Regions from separate parts of the Homo sapiens genome. Here region 1 is linked to region 2. Evidence: read pairs that join two places in POLR2A ChIA-PET (ENCODE). Cell type or tissue: PC-9. All regions are shown on one strand. Each heading gives the region's core, and the rest is flanking DNA. Links, peaks and the distances in the headings are about the cores only. Region 1 holds the start of LOC105372718 (a long non-coding RNA gene). Region 2 overlaps DIDO1 (death inducer-obliterator 1).

Evidence for each region. ChIA-PET counts read pairs that join two places held together with the same protein. Peaks named below come from ENCODE experiments on the same cell type or tissue, not always from the same donor. Only the 100,000 strongest peaks of a DNase experiment are listed, where the experiment ranks them.
Region 1: POLR2A ChIA-PET joins it to region 2 with 7 read pairs; 2 of 35 experiments call an interaction of 5 or more read pairs at or near these places.

The regions. Positions count from the first base shown.
Region 1 is chr20:63,025,840-63,031,205 of GRCh38, reverse strand. LOC105372718 (a long non-coding RNA gene) reads left to right here and starts at 3,450. Exons shown (of 3, transcript XR_007067718.1): 1 at 3,450-4,001; 2 at 4,090-4,308; 3 at 4,681-5,366. RefSeq lists an enhancer at 2,039-2,590 and a silencer at 2,885-2,954. In PC-9, for the core only: no CTCF peak of the experiment used is centred there; no DNase peak of the experiment used is centred there; H3K27me3 peaks cover 3,548 bases.
Region 2 is chr20:62,898,356-62,903,721 of GRCh38, reverse strand. The region is part of intron 6 of DIDO1 (death inducer-obliterator 1); the gene reads left to right. Among named protein-coding and RNA genes, the nearest start is that of SNORA117, 18 kb to the right of the region's middle. RefSeq lists enhancers at 3,352-3,601, 2,931-3,785. In PC-9, for the core only: CTCF peaks have their summits at 2,993 and 3,193; a DNase peak (open chromatin) is centred at 2,761; H3K27ac peaks cover 555 bases.

The DNA.
Region 1 (5,366 bases), core at 212-5,211, 130 kb before region 2:
TGTTGCCCAGGCTGGAGTGCAGTGGCACGATCTCGGCTTACTGCAACCTCCACCTCCCGGGTTCAAGCGATTCTCCTGCCTCAGCCTCCCGAGTAGCTGGGATTACAGGCATGCGCCACCACACCCGGCCAATTTTGTATTTTTAGTAGAGAAAGGGTTTCTCCATATTGGCCAGGCTGGTCTCGAACTCCCGACCTCAGGTGATCTGCCTGCCTCGGCCTCCCAAAGTGTTGGGATTACAGGCGTGAGCCACCGCGCCCGGCCCCAGCACTGACTCTTGCTGCTCCAGGTCGTCTGTGGTCCTGGAGACACGGTAATTGAGGATGGGCTGATAGTTGCTTTAGAAACGTGAGCAGGGAGCCACGCCAGAACATTCTAGAAGGGCTGCCAGGAGCTCACGAGACAGTCAGCAGGGAGCCGGCATGAGGGAGGCCAGTGGTCTCCCCGCGCACCCGAGGCCAGGGCACCGCCTGAGCTGACTTTTGAAGCCCATCCTGCGTGGAGGTCCCCAAGCCCTTCGGGTGACACGTTAGCAATGGGAGGGCTTTCCTGAGCCACAGGGTCCTTGAGGAGCAGCAGCTGGGACCCCTGGCTCTGGGTCCAGCTCCACGATGCCTGGCAATGCCCCAGCAGGCACTGGGCTCTGCCACCCCCGATGCTGAACCCCGAGAGCAGCTCCTGCTACAAGGCCGTGTTTCCCAAAGCGTGAGCGGGACACACGTCCTGCTGGTGACTGCGCCACGGGAGAAAGGGCACGCCACGAGCAGCGCTGAAGGAAAATCGGGAAGCGGGAAGCAGCCCCAGGTCCCCCATGGGAGCGCGTGGACGCCCCGCTCGCACTCCCTCTCGCTCGCAGGGCAGTGGCGTGGACAGAACGAGGTCCTCTCCAGGGAAAGCCGACAGCTTTCCAAGGGGACTAACGGGACCTAACACAGCATCGTGCTTGTCCTGGGACGGAGTCACCTGTTTTTAACTAAAAGTGGTCACTTTTGTCCCCTGTCTTGACCTGTGAACTGTCTGCACCATTTGTGAAACACTCATGCCGTTCTTCTGTCTCCAGAGCCCCGAGCAGGGTCGGAGCAGCCTCTGGTCCTACACAAGGGGCCTGGAAGCGCTCCCACCTCCAACATCCCCAGGCCTGCGTCCGGCTCCCACAGAGGGGTCCTGAAGGGCCTCTCCCAGCCCCAGGCTCTGCCTCCACGACCCGGGCAGGGGGCCCTTGGTGAATCTCAGGGCTCTGATTCACCGGCTGGAGGCGGAGTCAGGACACCTGCCTGCTCCCAGCACGGGCCATCGGCCTGGCAGTTTGCAGCCTTGCCTTAAAGGGAGGAAGAGAACAAGCCCGGAAGTGCAACTCGCTGCCTCGGGTGGGAGGGCCCGCGCGGCACGGAGGATGCAACTCGCTGCCTTGGGTGGGAGGCCTGCGCCGTACTGAGGATGGGATGCGCTATTGATTTCCCTCTCTCACCGACCCAGACCATGAAATATTTATCTTTCCTCATTGAGCCTCTGCTTGAGTGGCCTCAGGCCAGTTCCCCTCGGGACCCGAGAGTGAATTGTTGGTCAATAACTCAAAACAGTGGAGCACTGGCAGCGCCAGGTCAGGCCTGGTGCCAGCAGCACCGCCTTGTGGGCAGGACGCAGGACAGGGAAGGAAGCCTTTTGGGGGGGGTCCCCGCACCTTCACGGCAGCACACGCGTGATGAATGCACTGGACGCCGCCCTGAATCCAGGGAAGGCGTGTAGCGGGTAGAATTTAAATGAATTCCCGAAGCCCAGTTGTCCAGTCCAGGCTGAGAGGCTGAGACGTGCATGGACGTTGGCAAACTTGAGCCTGCACACAGAGACGCAGAGGCCCGGGGGACCTGCACACGGAGACGCGGAGGCCCGGGGGACCTGCACACGGAGGCGCGGAGGCCCGGGGGACCTGCACACGGAGGCGCGGAGGCCCGGGGGACCTGCACACACAGACGCGGAGGCCCGGGGGACCTGCACACGGAGGCGCGGAGGCCCGGGGGACCTGCACACGGAGGCGCGGAGGCCCGGGGGACCTGCACACGGAGGCGCGGAGGCCCGGGGGACCTGCACACGGAGGCGCGGAGGCCCGGGGGACCTGCACACGGAGGCGCGGAGGCCCGGGGGACCTGCACACGGAGGCGCGGAGGCCCGGGGGACCTGCACACGGAGGCGCGGAGGCCCGGGGGACCTGCACACACAGACGCGGAGGCCCGGGGGACCTGCACACGGAGGCGCGGAGGCCCGGGGGACCTGCACACGGAGGCGCGGAGGCCCGGGGGACTCGGGTGCGTTTGGAGTCATCATGGGAAATAACACAAACCGTGGCCTCGCCCCTGCAGGGTGGGCCTCGCTCAGCCTCCTGCGCCTCCCAGCAGGAGCAGCTCTTCTACTCAAGCCACTTGTGCATTGTTGAGAGCTGAGCTGCTTAAAAAGGCAGGCGTACCTTCTAAAAGGTAGGACTGCACCGTCTCTGAACAGACTCCCTCCCCCAGAGCTCGGCACGGGAGCAGTTTGGGGAGCTCAACGGAGCGTTCTATCCCAGAAGAGCGAGGGGACTCCGCTCCCACACACCCAAGGAGAGAGCCCCACTGGGCCACCATCTTCCTGAGTCCCGGCCGCTGCCCCACCCGCCCCGGGGGAAAGGGGGTGCCCAGAGCAAAGCCCCCATGGGGGAGAGGCTGCGGGCGGCCCCCTCAGGGAAAGAGTCATGGGCCGGGGTTTCCAGGGCGTGGGAGGGAGGCAGGAAGGAGGGAAGTGGATCAGAGTGGAGACCCCCCAGCCCAGCAAAGGACTTTGTTGCCAGGAGAGGAGGAAGGAGAAGAAAAATGGAAAACCTGCTGTCAGGAAAGAGGCTGAGCCTTAATCTCATGCCACATGAGGGCACTCTGGCAGGCAGAGCCCGAGAGCAGGCACGGCTAATGCCCTCCTCCACCGCCAGCGCCCTCCGCTAATTGAGAACCTGATGAAGCTGCAGAAAGAAGGCCCTGGATCAGCTCGACTTGACTCGCCGACGCCAGGCCCGCACCTGACGCTACTTCACCAGCCTCCTCCCCACCAAACCACTCCCCGCCGGCCCCCTCCCCACCGGCCCCCTCTCCACCGGCCCCTCCCCACCGGTCCTCTCCCCACCGGCCCTCTCCCCACCGGTCCACTCCCCGCCCGCGTTGGTTCTTCACTCTTCACAGGGAACAGGGCAAGGACAGCTGGGACCTTGGAGAGGAGGGGCCTGAGCACACAACAGACATCGTGAAATCAAGAAACGCAAAACAGCCATGATAGATGCTGGTCCGTCCCGGTGCGCAGGCACCCGCATAAATTACCCTATTAATAAGTCGCTTACTCTCCTGGTGCAGGCAAGGGCTGGGTCCCCGGGAATTCACCCGCCCTGGCCTGGAGAGGTGGGCCTGGTTAATTTCAGCGTCTGGTTTTAGGTGAACAGGTCAAGACCGCTCAGAGGGCCGTAGTCCACGCCACAAGGCCCTGTGTCACACCAATTCTGATTCCATGAAGTGTCCAGAACCAGCAAGTCCACAGGGACAGCAAGGAGCTGACAGGGGCAGTGGGGAGACTCTGATGGGCTCCTTTCGGGGTGGTGGAAGTTCTGGAATGAGTGGCAATGGTTGCGCGATGTTGTGAATGTGCTGAAGGCCGCGGGGCATCCCTTTCAGATGGGAGCATGTGCAGTGTGTAAATTCTATCTCAGCGAAGGTCAGCCAGCAGGTGCCCTGAGATCCTGGCATTCTCGTGACCAGGCTGCAGGGGGCTGGCATTTTTTTCTGTTCTGTATTTAAAAAGATTGCACAGGCGTGATCTCCAGAACAAGGCTGGAGGAGGAAACCCATTCCTCGGTAAAGCCCCTCCCTCGCTCCCGGCCAGCGTCCCTGGTGTCCCGACGTCTGCGCTCAGAAGGCTGCATGCTCCGCCACTGCTGTCCCAGAATTCTTCATTTTTGAGCAAGAAGCCCAACGTTCTTATTTTGCGTGGTACTCTAAAATTTCTGAGCTGGTCCTGCCCCCCCATACGGAGGGGGTCGGGGCAATAATGATTAACCTAGTGCCACCTTCCTGGTAGACCCAGAGTGAAGCCCACCAGGCTCCCTGCCCCACCAACCCCCAACCAGGCAAAGGGGCAGCCTGGGCACTGGGCAGGGCTAGCAGGGCTGATCTGCAGGCCTCGGACACCAGGCCCCACCCAAGACACCAGCCCCTGGGACCTGCCACCGCCTGCACTCGGCTGAGCTGCCCCAGCTGTGCGGGGCTCCACGCGCTGGGGAAGGAAGGACGTTCAAAGGTGAGGCTCAGTGCAGGGAAGCAGGTTGAGGTCAGGGAGAGAGGCGGCAGCATTGGGGAAGCCTGTATCCAAGACAGGAGTGCTCAATGCCCAAGGGGGGGTCTCAGCTCCTTCAACCTGCTCCTTAAATGGGAGGCACCAGGCAGGAGAGAGGCCCGGGGGATAGAGCTCCAGCCTGTCCACGACAGACCTCAGCTCAGGCATCCCTCTTAGGGGTTGAATTGGGTCCCTTAAGAATTCTAGTGTGGAAGGCGTCATCCCGGTGCCTGAGATGTGGCCTTACTTGGGAGGAAGGTCACTGCAGGGTCATTAGTTAAGACAAGGTCAGGCTAGAGTAGGGTGGGCCCTAATTCAATGTGACTGTGCCCTTAGGGGAAACGTGGACACAGACACGCACGGGAGAGGCGTGGAAAGGTGAGAAGATGAAGGCAGAGGCCAAGTGATGGTTTCTCGAGCCAAGGAACACCAGGATCGCAGCAAACCTCCAGCACCCAGGTCTCCCACTTCCGGCTCCAGCACAGTGACACTGAATTTCTGTTGTCAAAGCCCAGTCTGCGGCCCTGTGTTGGGTGGTCCGAGGACCCCACCGTCCCTCCCACCGCAAGCTGCGTGTCAGTGTACTTGCAGTGCCTTGACACGGCCGTGCTGAGTGAGCGTGAATGAGCCTCCCTGTGTGTGAGCGACGCTGCCCAGGGAACGCGGCACCGCGGCTTCCTCAGGCCCCTCACCTCCCACCCCGCTGCGTGGCCACCCAGCCGCCCCTCTCGGCTTCCAGGGTCCCTGCAGGGACTTGGCACACAGAGCTAGGCGGCAGCTGAGCCGCATCCTTCCTGCTCCTGCCCCGGGCCAGCCTAGTGAGGGTCCTTCCCCCAGGGCGGCAGCTGCCCAACACTCTCAAGACACACCGGCCCGGAACGTTCCTTCCAGAGCCCACAGAGCACAGAGCTCTTGCCGTGAGGAAGGCCGGGTGCAGCAGGAGACAGCGGCCCACACACATGGCTGCAGACACACATTTCCTCCTGCACACGGGGAGCAAACAGCTTCCGGAAGCTCCCGGG
Region 2 (5,366 bases), core at 258-5,257:
ATGGGGACGACACACTTTTGAGCTAGTAGCTTCTGCTCGTTTTGTTATCCCGTAAATGTTGTCTTCCCAAAAGGTGATTGATTGGAGCAGAGTTAGAGACATTGGTGACAGCAGCTACCATGTCTCTGCCTCTCCCCTAAACACCTCTGCACTTTTGTAGGCTCAACAAGTACTGGGGAGCCTGCCACCACTGTATGCCTTTGAGGCCCCTGCCCTGCCTCCCTGGCTGGCCACGGAGCTCGCCCTCCCTGGTAGGGGGTGAGTTTGGAAGTGAGAGGCTGGTGTGGGTCTGTCCCATGAGCTGACTCACACTTGCCTCACCACACATACCATCAGAAGACCCACGTGGTGGAGCTACCGCTGCTGCTCCCCACAGTGCACCTAGGCACCCTCCTGTCCTTCCCATGGCACTCGGTTGACCTGGGGGTTCCTGTCCAACAGGTGAGGCCTGGTGTGCACAGACACTCTGCCATTGCTAGAAGGAGGCTGTGCCCCCTGCTAAGATATCAGTAGGTCCTTCACAGCCTCACCTTGTTCCTCCCATTTGTTTTTAAAAATTGTTTCTTATATATACAGTTTATTTAGCTTACGTAAACATTTGGTGCACATAACTTCTCTCAAAGATCATGATGTTTCTTTTGTGGTTTTATAAATTCTTATTCCATTTTTTTCTCTTTATTTCCACTGTTCACCTCCCATTATTGTCGAGGCATGAAGTCAGTTGGAAATGTTTTTCTGAGATGTACCTGACTGACTAGAATTTTGAGATGGAATTCTCAAAATTTTGAGATGGTATTTGATAGGTGCAATTTCTAGTATTTTGTCTCCCTAAATGGCTCATTAAGTGACTTAAACACTGAGGATCTGAACAGATTTTGACTGCAAAGCAGATTCTACAGTTCGTTTCATCTAACCGTTGGAATTAAAATGGAAAACGTTGCCAGTTTGTAAACCCAAATCCAGATGCTGTGTTAAGCATGGTGCCCAGGTGGAAGCACTGCCTCTTGTTCCCACGTGCTGCCACAGAGATGGCCCTGGTGGGGTGAAATGGACGGAGAACACCGTTCACAAGGATAACTCATGGTGTGGGCTCCAGAAGCACATTTCACTGAAATCCTAAGAGGACCCAGTCTCAGTTTTCATTAATAAAAAATACATGGGGGGATTCTAGAACCTAAGAGTGTTTTGCAGGAATTTAAAGCCGGGAGAGGAGGGTGGCTTGTTTCACTGGTCGCGTGAGCTCTTTTTTTATCTGTCTCCTCCAGAGTTGTCAGCGGCAATAAAACGAGACTGGGAGTCATCAGACTCTACGTGTCCACCAATCTCTTCCTCCCAATTAGAAAAATCAGAATTTGTTCTGAGAAAGAATATAGCTTGATAGTTGTTTTTTTACGTTATCCATATAACTGGAAGTTTCTTGGCTGTCAGTAATGACATTCTTTTGTTATTTTTAAGTGTTTTACTTTTTATAAACTTAAAAAGCAGCCTGCCATTGAGAAAATTACATCAGGGAAAGGTTTCACACCTCCGTAACCGTGACCCTGCACGGTGAAGTCCCACATCAGCACCGTCCCGTGGTGCCCCTGTCCATCCCTCAGGTGCCCCTTTGTGCTTATGCTTCAGCCACCTTGGGCAGGTGGGGTGCAGGGATGGAAGTTTCCAGCAGGATCGGTCCCCCTGAATTCACCACCTCTTCAGTGACCTTCATAGGACCTTTCGGAGCTGTGGATCTACTCATAGTCTAAAGATGAATACTCGGGAAAGCCTCCTCGGCATTCTCGGTGTCACAGAGTGCAGAGGTCAGCTCTGAAGACGCCTGCTACAATTCCTCCAATGTGGTACACAAGTTTCAGGTAGATTTGTATAAAGTTGTAAAATAATACTAGGTTTTTTTTTTTTTTTTTCTGTTAACACATCAACATACACATAGTTATATTCTTAGCTTCTAAAAGTTAGAGAAGTAACTTAGAATATTGACAAGAATTTTTGCTACTTATTTAAATGAAGGTTGCGGCAACTTTCATTTGCCGCAAACCTGGAAGAGTTCGGCAAGAAGAGCTTAAGGTAACTGGCTTTATCCTCAACTGACCTGCTTGGTGCTGTCAGCTAGGGGCTTTATACTGAGTATGGCCCTTTAGGACTGGAGGGATTACAGGGGAGGGTTGTGGACTAATTTTAACATGCCCCTAACATGTTGGTTTAAGTAGTAAACAACTTAGATAAAGGTTAAATTACTCGTGTGGGAGATCTTGGGAAGAGCAGCAGCTCTGCTCCCAAATGGGCTTGGCAGCCAGGCACACACCATGTGCAGCTGGGCACAACTGAAATTGCAGTTGAGTGGAACGTCCATCTGTCCACGTGGCCCTCATCACACGAGTTTCTTAGGGAGAATTACACACCTCTCCATTAAGTTGGAAGGCACTCAAGTAGCGGGTATTAGTAAGAAAACTGACCAAGGAAAGCTTTGAGTATTCCAAAACACGGCAGTCTAGCTGTGGACCCTGCAAGGGCGTCCTGGCTGTAGTGATGGTCTCCTCTGAGGAGCGTCTGCGATGTAGTCTGCCTGCTGTATTTGGGAAGTAACTGTTTCCCCGCAACATGAAAGCAAACTAGTAACTACTTATAAAAGGCGAATTCATGTGAACACATTCTAGCATGTTGAGAGGAGCAAAAGCAGAACATTTTCTCTTGCCGCTGCCACCTTGATTGTTCCCACTAGGGGCAATCTTGGAGTGAAGAAACAGGTAAAGCAGGAAACTGCATTGTTGTACACACGCCTCACTGAGGGCTGCAAATAGGCCTGACGTCACAGTGAACAGAATTTACTTCCACAGTTCCTTCACTGACTGTTGAGTCTGTTTTCAGGTGCATAGCATAGAAACAGCCCTTAGAGCTGTAGCGGATGGTGATAGGCAGGATTCAGGACACCGTGGGAGACCAGTGGAGGTCTGAGTGCCCCAGCTTCCCTAAACCAGCCAGCAGTACCGCGACAGGGCAGGCCACTTCATTGTCAACACCTACGTGAGGGCGTGTGGTGTTTATTTTAGTGATTTTTATAACCAGTTCCTTTCCCTGTGGGGAGCCATCCAGCACATAAGGTTGCTACATGGGGGCCTCTGGACAGTCCAGAACTGAGCAGACTTGGTCTCTTGCCCCATATTTTAATCCCTGTCCTGCTAAAACTTCCACTGGGGCAATTGGATGGGTTCTGCAGAGAGGAGCGGAGTAGCACCATCCTCCAGTGGGGGCCTGATTTTCTCCTCCCCGTCTCTGCTCAGGCCCTGGTGCCACCCAGTGGCCAGAGGCGCTGTAGCACCCAAGCCAGCCAGCCTTCTGCTTTGGGGGAAATTGGCCAATTAGAGTGTGCTGCTGATCCCTGTGCACGACGACGACCTGCTTCATTCTGCAGTTGGCTGAAACCCAGACCCGGCAGCAACAGTTTCATCTGGGCCAGTGGCCTGGGCAGGCCCCCAGAATGTGGGAGCTAAAGGAGACAGCACTGCGACCAAGGGGCAGAGAGGTGTGGGGAGGGGCAGGGGACCCCTGGCTCTCAGGCATCAGTGCTGTGCGGTGTGACCAGGTCACCACCACTGCTGCCCCCAGGGGGCCCAGCAGCGTGTAGGGGAGGCTCGTACCCTGACAGAGCCCTGTGTTTCTGCAGTGGGGTTTTTTCCTGGGTTGCCTGGAGTTGCTGCTTGCCCTTCTCTGAAGTTATACACAACGTAATAGTTCAAAGCAAATTTGGATGAACTTGCAAATTGAATTTTAGCTCCACTAAAAAGTTTCTGTCCCCATTTCAGCAGCAGCTGACCCAAGTTGAGCACCAGCCATGCTGTCCCACCTGGAGTGGAATGGGTGTGTGCTCGGGTCCCTGGAACAGTTGCTGGATAGAACATGTCCGTTCAGAGCAGGAATGGGGCTTTCTGCGTGTTGTAGGACACTGCTCCCAGAGGCCCGGCTTGGAACATTCTGCCGTTCACTCACCTGACTGCCCATTTCCATGCTCTTTAAAGCACAGATGAGGGATGACAAAGGTTGCCTTTAGAAAGGGAGCAGTTAATTTTCTAAAATAGCAATGGTTAAGGAAAGCTATTTCCTGCTTTTAAAATAAATTACGTTAATCTGCTGCCCCCACTCTTGGGTAATGGGTGGTTTTAAACCCATGTACTGGGAGTGCCCTAAAACTCATCTCTCAACTCGGGTTTTCCCTAAGTGAGGGAGACAATAGTGTAGTTACACGAGCAGAAATCTGAGTGTGGCCATGGACGCCTCATTCCAACACTTACGATCTGGAGAAATGGAGTTGATGGTTTTGAAGGTAGCATGTAACCCTAACTTGCAACAAGGTGAGCGTTAAACATCATTAAAGATACCGTTCAGGTCACAGCACACAGGTGTTCTGTGTGTCACAGCCAAGGCATTTTGCCGAGGTTTCTGGAAATGCTTTCAGCCAGCTTTTTTAGAGTTCTTTAAACGTGATATTAAAACACTCCAAGGTTTCTAGTGCAGTCACTGAATTGGTTTGAGGTTTCAGTTTGAATCACGGTTGGCTTCCCGGCAGGTGTCTGTCTGCCGCCTCTGGAGACCGGGGCTTGGTTCCTGGTGCCTGCCTGGTGTCAGCCTCCTGCCGGTGTGCCTCCAGCGCCCTAGGCCTGCTGGGCCTTTTCATTCCATCCTCACCCCACCCCCTCGCTGCTTCCCCCAAGAAAAAGGGCCTCCACTGATTTTTATTTAACCTGACTGACCTATTGCAACCCTGCAGGCAAGATGCTGCAGACCTGTGAGCTAAGTCTAATGAGTTAAACTGAGTTGTTAAAAACAGATTTTCAAACACTAAGGTAGTGACTCCTGGGGTGTATAGACCTGATCTGATGACATAGTACATGTGGAATTAAAAGCAAAGTTTCCTGGACAGATAAAAACTAGCTGTCACCTTTGTTCCTGTCGTGTTAGACGTTGCCATTTTTTATAGTGCGCTTTTAAGATCCAGCTCCAACAGGAATGAGTGTTTTGGGGTGCGGTTGTGGGTGAGGAGACAGGGCTTGGCAGTGTTGCCAAGGAGGGGGTCCTGTGGCTGGACCACATCTAGCAAGGGGTAGGCAGGGGCCGGCCATGAGGTTAGAAGGGTCCTAAGATGAAAATACAGGATTTGCCTTTACTTAGTTACCATTAAAATGATGGTTAGGAAAGAACACATGGAAATCTTGAAAGTCGGGGCGAATATCTGTTAACAGTGACACCATTGTTTGAAAGTTGGGGTATCTGTTAACAGTGACACCGCTTTTTGGATCCATGTAGTACTGTTGCAAGTTTTGTAAAAATGGAAGGAGTTGTACTTATCTGGGAAGTTGGGAAGACTTGCAGCC